2 separate regions of the Homo sapiens genome follow, and region 1 is linked to region 2. A link is a loop called in an ENCODE intact Hi-C map of the cell type or tissue named here. Cell type or tissue: CD4-positive, alpha-beta T cell. All regions are shown on one strand. Each heading gives the region's core, and the rest is flanking DNA. Links, peaks and the distances in the headings are about the cores only.

Region 1 (3,988 bases), core at 1,489-3,988, 160 kb after region 2:
TTCATATCTATCCCATCCACGCCCTCCCCCTATTGCCCTGGATTATGTGGAACCTAGTCCAAAACATCATATCCCTTCACCGTAAATATTTCAGTATGTCTAGCTATTTTTTGAAAGTAGAGCTAACAGGAATTGTGGATGAATCCGTTTGTAGGATGGTAGGGAAAGCAGTGAAGAATGACTCCAGGGGTTCAGCTGAGCAACTAGAAGAATGGAGCTACTGTTCACCAAGACTGGGAGGAGCAGCTCTGGGGTGGGAGAGATCAGGAGATTGCAGCACCTGTAGGCTGAAGACCCCTGGTGGACATCAAAGTGGAGGTGTCAACTAGACAGTTGGACATGAATTACCAACTGGGTCTGGGGCTGAGAGAGAAGAAGGGTAGCTTAGGGCTGTCTGACTCGGGCGACTTGGGTGGACAAGGGGGCTTTTCACTGAGTCAAGGAAGAGAGTAGAAGCTGGTTTGAGGTTACATGATCGGTTCATTTTGATGAGTTGAGCTTGAGACACCTTGGGGTCTTTGACGTGGTAACTTCCTTGGCAGGTGCCTGAGTGCCCACACTCAGAATTCAGGGGAGGGTGTCAAGGCTGGAAATAGAAATAGGTGGTAGTTAAGCCAGGAGAGCAACTGGGGTGGCTTAGGGGTTGTCTACAGAACGAAACAGGAGCAGACAAGGCAGGGTGGGCATGAGTGACAGAATAGGGCCCCTGAGATCATGCTGGGTGGAGTGGGGAGGAAAAGTCTTGACCCATCTTGAAGCCTGGGAAGACTCTTTCTGTTTGGAGACCCCAGTGCCAAGCTCAGCACTGGTACAGCATGAGGGCTTCATTCCGAGGTGCAGCACGTGACAAGTGGAGCTATGAGCAATAAGGACTTTAACGCTGGACCCACTGGGTCTGCCCACTCTTCCTCCATGTCCTCATGCAAGATCTAGCACAGGGCCACAGACCCAGGACAGAAGAGAGGTTTCGGGGACTATGGGGCTTTCCTTCCTGCCACTGCCAGTGGATTCTGGGGGTGTCCCTTTGCTCCACTCCAACTGCAAGCCCTCTAGATGCTCAGCAGTGCTATCTCTGAGTGAGACCCTGCGCGTGGCACAGCAAGCCAGTGTCCCCAGTAGGGCCAGTCTCTAGAGCCAGCCTAGCCAGGCTCAAATCCTGGACCATTGCTAGCTGGTGGCTTTAGTCAAGTGACTTAACCTCTCTGAGTTTTAGTTTGCTCAGCTGTAAAGTATGCATAGTAACTGTCCTAACCCCACCGGGTTGTTTTGAGTGAGAGATGATGTATGTACACTGTCTGGTGTGTAGTAAGTGTTTCTTAAATGGTGGCCATTATTTCCATCATCTCTCCAGCCTCATCCCTCAACCCTTCTCTCCACAAAGCTACCCTCCAACTGTCCCTGGAGGTACCACCCTTGTTTCCCTACTTCCTAGCATTGCATATACCTGTTTTGCCCACCTCATCTCTTACAGACTCCTACCCAGACGTTAAAACCCAGCTTTGGTGTTTCCTCCTCTGATGCATCCAAACAGGGCTGCCGTTCCTCCGTGTCTACAGGAGGGTTCATCACACGGCGCTGTATTTTAGCGCCGGCATTTCTGCTTCCCCTGCACACCCGCCCACTCCCACCTGAGACGGGGAGACACCCTGTTTTTCATCTGTCTGTGCTCCCAGCACTCAAGAACACGGGTTGAATGCCTGGGGTGTGGGTGCAGGTGGCCCCTGAGGTGGGCCTCTGGGCTTGCCGTCACCTCTCATGTGTCTGGTCTCTGCTCCCCTCCCCCGGTTCGCAGACCTGGACTTGGCTGTGCCAGAGACGGCCAGACTGGACAGCAGTTTACACAAGGCCCGGGCCCAACTGTTGGCCAAGGGCCGGAGACACCGGCCATCCCGCTCCAGGCTTCGGGACAGTGCCAGCTCCGCGGAGGATGGTGAAGGCTCGGATGGGCCCGGAGGCAAGGTTGGGGCAAGTTAGGAAAACACATATACACCCTCCCACCCCTCCCTCTCCTCCCACCCCTGGATAATCTCTCCAGAGTGCTCTTCCAGGGAAACCACATCCCCAGACTCCTGACCTAGTAATGCTGCCAAGTGTTAGCTGCAGTTCACTTCTGGCTCATTTAATCCTGTGTAAAGAAGATATTATTAGCCCCATTTTACAGCTGAGGAAACTGAGGCCCTGAGAGGTCCAGGAGCAAAGTCACAGTAAGTGAAGGAGGGGGAATTCAGCCCCAGCCTGTGTGACTCAAAGTTCCTGTTTCCCACCTCTCACTCTCCAGCCACCCCGCTGCCTAAGGCATGAGGAAACCCTCCCTCTAGGCCCCGGAAGGACCCTCAGGGCCCGCAGTTTACAGGGTGAAAGTCTCCCAGCTCCTCCGGGAAGGGAGGAGGAGGGTTCTCGGTGAGCGGCTGCCCCCTCGTCCAGGTGACCGATGGCTGCGGGAGCCCCCTGCACCGGCTGCGCTCGCCTTTGCACTCAGGCCCGGGGTCCCCGGCCGGGGGCTCTTTCTGCCTGGATCCTCCGGGGTTGCGGCGCAGCCTGGACGAGGACGAGCCGCCGCCCTCGCCGCTCACACGCTACCGGCCCCTGCACAACGCTGCGTCGCACGAGGGCCTGGCCGCCGCCTCCTGCTCTCCGCCGCGCTCCGCGCCCTCCTCCGACAGCTCCCCCAGCTTCGTGCGCCGCCACCCGCGCGCAGAGCCGCACAGCGAAGGTGAGAGGCGGCCAGCGCCGCACCTCCTGCTGGTCGCTCCCGGGCGCAGCAGCCCTCCCGGTCCCGGCGCGCACCGCAGCCGCGGAAGGGGCAGCTGAGCAGGGTGGCTGGGGGAGGTGAAGAGTAAACGCCGCCGCTCACTCATTCTTTACCGAGCGCCTACTAAGTGCCAGATCCTGTGGGCTCTGGGACACCCAGGTGAGCAAACACATGCAGTCTTTATCATCATAGTGGTTTAGTGGAGAAACAATCAAATCAGGCCTGGCTGGCGGCTCACGCCTGTAATCCCAACACCTTGGGAGGCCGAGATGGAGGATCGCTTGAGCCCAGGAGTTCGAGACCAGCCTGGGCAACATAGCGAGACCGTCTCCAGAAAAAATTAAAAAATTAGCCCCGCGTGGTATGCACCTGTAGAACCAGCTACTTGGAAGGCTGAGGCGGGAGGATAGCTTGAACCCGGGAGTTTTGAGCTGCAGTGAGCTATGATCACTCCTTGCCTCAAAAACAAAACAAAACAAAAACCCAATCAAATCATCCCTTAACTAAATGTCTAGTTATAAACTATAACAAGTGCTATTTGGGAAATGTGTGCGGCAGCATGGCGGGAGAGCATACACCAGGATGCTTGGCCTGGCTAGGAACATCCTGGAAATGACATTTGAGCCAAGTTTGGAAGGTTGGTTAGATGTTGGCCAGGATAGGCCGAGTGCAGTGGCTCACGCTTGTAATCCCAGCACTTTGGGAGGCCGAGGCGGGTGGATCACCTGAGGTCAGGAGTTCGAGACCAGCCTGGACAACATGATGAAACCCTGTCTGAACTAAAAACACAAAAAATTAGCCGGGTGTGGTGGCGGGCGCCTGTAATCCCAGCTACTCAGGAGGCTGAGGCAGGAGAATTGCTTGAACCCGGGAGGTGGAAGTTGCAGTGAGCCAAGATCACGCCATTGCACTCCAGCCTGGGCAACAAGAGCAAAACTCTGTCTCAAAAAAAAAAAAAAAAAAAAAAGTTGGCCAGGATAAAATTGAGTAAATGGTAGTGATTCCTACCTTTTTGGAACGTTTTATAGTTTGTAAAAGGCTGTCATAAGCATCCCATTAGGTCCCATGAAGCAGGTAGATGTTATTATCCCCATATTTAAAATGGAGGAAGGCCAGAGAGGTAAAGTGGCTTATCCTAGGACACCCAGCTAGTGAAGGCCACCAGAGCCAGGATGCCTGATTCTAAGTCAAGAGAATTTCTACCACCCCACACTGGCAGCCGAAGGAGGCAGGCAG
Region 2 (2,500 bases), core at 1-2,500:
GTAGGGCCCAAAAGTTCAACAACCTTACCTCCCAGTCTCACCTTTTGGGGGCCAGCCAGCAGGCTGAACAGCAAGGTGGGCGCGAGGCCGGGGACCCAAGCTTGGGACATCCTGGCTTGGGGGCCACTGAGCTTTCCTGTGTAGAGAAGGCGGGGCTGCGACCTCTCCCACTTCTCTCCACCTATGGGGCCCCGCCTCGGGATGGGGGCGGAGCTGCACCGGGAGAGGCGGACTCGGGGCAGGGAGGGGCTGGGAGGAGGAAGGGAGGAAGGGAGGCGCAGAGGTCTGGGTTGGGTTTTGGGATTTGGGAGGTAGAAGAGATTAACGGATTTTTAAAAAAGCGGTCCCGGGCGCGGTGGCTCACGCCTGTAATACCAGCACTTTGGGAGGATCACTTCAGGTCAGGAGTTCGAGACCAGCTTGGCCTACATGGTGAGACCCCCCGTCTCCACTAGAAATACAAAATTTAGCCGGGCGTGGTGGCGGGTGCCTGTAATCCCAACTACTCAGGAGCCTGAGGCAGGAGAATCGCTTGAACCCGGGAAGCAGAGGTTGCAGTGAGCCGAGATCGTGCCAGTGCACTCCAGCCTGGGCGACGGAGTGAGACTCCATCTCTAAATAAATAAATAAATAAATAAATAACCTAAATTTAAAAAGAGGTGGGATCAACTCCACACCGCTGAGCTGGGCCTTCCTAACTCCCAACTCCTCCACTCCTAAGTGCCCCAGACTCCAGGGAGGGGTGCCGGGACCGGCGGGAGTGGGAAGGGGACGTGGAAGCCCCTTCTTATCTGGACCTCTGGGTCTGGTGAGAAGTCAAATGGGGGCAGAGGTTGAGGGAGGGGAAGGCGAAGGTTCTAGGGTAGATTTTGAGGGGTTATGGTTGGGGGATATCACCCCATTGTGTTTTGACCAAAAAGGGAGGGACAGAGCAGCCTGGCTGATTTCAGAGTGCCCTGAGATTTCCAGGTCGAGGAAGGAAGACCAGGAGCACAACGTGGGTACCTTCGTGTCCCCTCCCCTCTTGAAATCCTACAGGAGGTGTTGGTGCATTTTCTCCCATTGACAAAACGGGAACTCAAGGCCCCAGGGTTTAGACTGCCCCGGGGTCCGCAGCTGGGGCTGGTCCTCTGCCAGGCCCGCCGGGGCGCGGGCGAGCAGGCCCATCCAGATTCCTGGAAAGACCCCGCGGAGGCCGCCCCAGTGCGGAGGGGCCTGATTCTGAGCCCCCTGCGGCCGCCGCCTCCAGCACTCCAGGCGCGGAGCTTCCGGGAGCGGCCGGCAGGTGGCAGCGTCGCCCAGCGCGGGTGCCCCCGGGAGCCGGGAGGGGCGCGGCCGGGGCTTGTGGGCTGGGGGCGCTGGGCGAGGGCGAGGCAGGAGCAGTGCAGCCAGGACCGCGGGAGGGGGAGAGGGGGTGATGGAGCGTGGGGCGCTGCTCCCTGGCCCGGCCAAGGGGGACCCTGAGAGGCTCAACGTCATGTCCTTGGGCGCCTCCTGCTGTGTCGCCAATCTGTCTTGACCCCTGAAAAACACCCCCGACGTCGTGGGCGTTTCTTCTCTTTCCTTGCTCTCTGCCTCTCACCCTTCTCCCTCATCTCTCCCAGTCATGTTCTCTGTCTTATATTTAACCCCTCTGTGTCTCTCCCCGTTTCTCCCAGCCTCTGTTTTTCTGTTTCGGTTTCTTCCCATCTGTCCGCACCCAGTTTCTCTCGAGTTCCCAGCCTTTCCCTCTGTTCTCCCGTCTGTTTCTCCTCTCTCTGTTCACCTCTGTCTGCCTCGGCGGAGGCGTCTGTTTTTCTCGGTTTCTCTGGTCCCTTCTCCTTGTCCCTGGTTTGGTCCTGCACCCCCAGTCTCTCGGTCTGTTTCTTATGCTGTCTCCCTGCTCTCTCTCTCCCTTTCCCTGTCTCTATTTCCCATTACCTCCTAGCCCTTTTTGCCCCTTAAGAAGATAATCTTCTAGTCTCCTGATCCGAGGGGTATTGGGATCTGGCCCCTCTGTATTTGAAGTGACTGTGAGCTTGGAGAAGGGAAGGGGCCGCCGTCTCCCCTCCTCCCCTGCAGGTGGACCTTGGCAGGGGGACCTCGTCCTGAGAGTGCTGGAGCCTCCACCTCTTGAGTCGTTGCCAACTTGGGCTGCCAGGGTTCTTCTTGTCCCCACCCAGGCCCCACTGCAACAGCAAGGCCTGGGGTCTCTACCCCACACTCCCTGCTATCCTGCCCAGGCTGGGAGCCCTACAGAGGTGTGGCCCTTACGGGAGAGGAAAATGGGAAAATGGTTGAGCTTAGAGGAGGAAGATACCCTGCGGGGTGAAATGAGGGTGCTGAGAAGGGCATGTGGGAACTCAAGGGACAGATGTGGGGGGTCAGCAGGAGTGGGGGTGAGGGAACTAGGCGGGCACCAGTGCCCTGAAGAGGGGCAGGAGGAGGGGGAGGAGGCTGGCATAGCTGCTCTCTGGGTCTCTGGCATCAACCTGACCCAGATCTAGGGTTGCCGGACAAA

Evidence for each region. Hi-C counts contacts between places; a loop is a spot of excess contacts. Peaks named below come from ENCODE experiments on the same cell type or tissue, not always from the same donor. Only the 100,000 strongest peaks of a DNase experiment are listed, where the experiment ranks them.
Region 1: it touches region 2 in a loop (4-fold over the local background); 3 of 110 quality-filtered maps call a loop at or near these places.

The regions. Positions count from the first base shown.
Region 1 is chr17:50,116,132-50,120,119 of GRCh38, reverse strand. SAMD14 (sterile alpha motif domain containing 14) reads left to right here. Exons shown (of 10, transcript NM_001257359.2): 3 at 1,793-1,959; 4 at 2,425-2,713. Among named protein-coding and RNA genes, the nearest start is that of SAMD14, 12 kb to the left of the region's middle. RefSeq lists a silencer at 2,586-2,875 and an enhancer at 3,718-3,988. In CD4-positive, alpha-beta T cell, for the core only: a CTCF peak has its summit at 2,746 (motif pointing left); a DNase peak (open chromatin) is centred at 2,709; H3K27me3 peaks cover 1,087 bases.
Region 2 is chr17:50,272,112-50,274,611 of GRCh38, reverse strand. TMEM92 (transmembrane protein 92) reads right to left here and starts at 146. Exons shown (of 5, transcript NM_153229.3): 1 at 42-146. The coding sequence starts at 110. RefSeq lists silencers at 1-64, 1,202-1,541. In CD4-positive, alpha-beta T cell, for the core only: CTCF peaks have their summits at 1,094 and 1,294 (motif pointing right); a DNase peak (open chromatin) is centred at 1,301; H3K4me3 peaks cover 436 bases; H3K27me3 peaks cover 1,359 bases.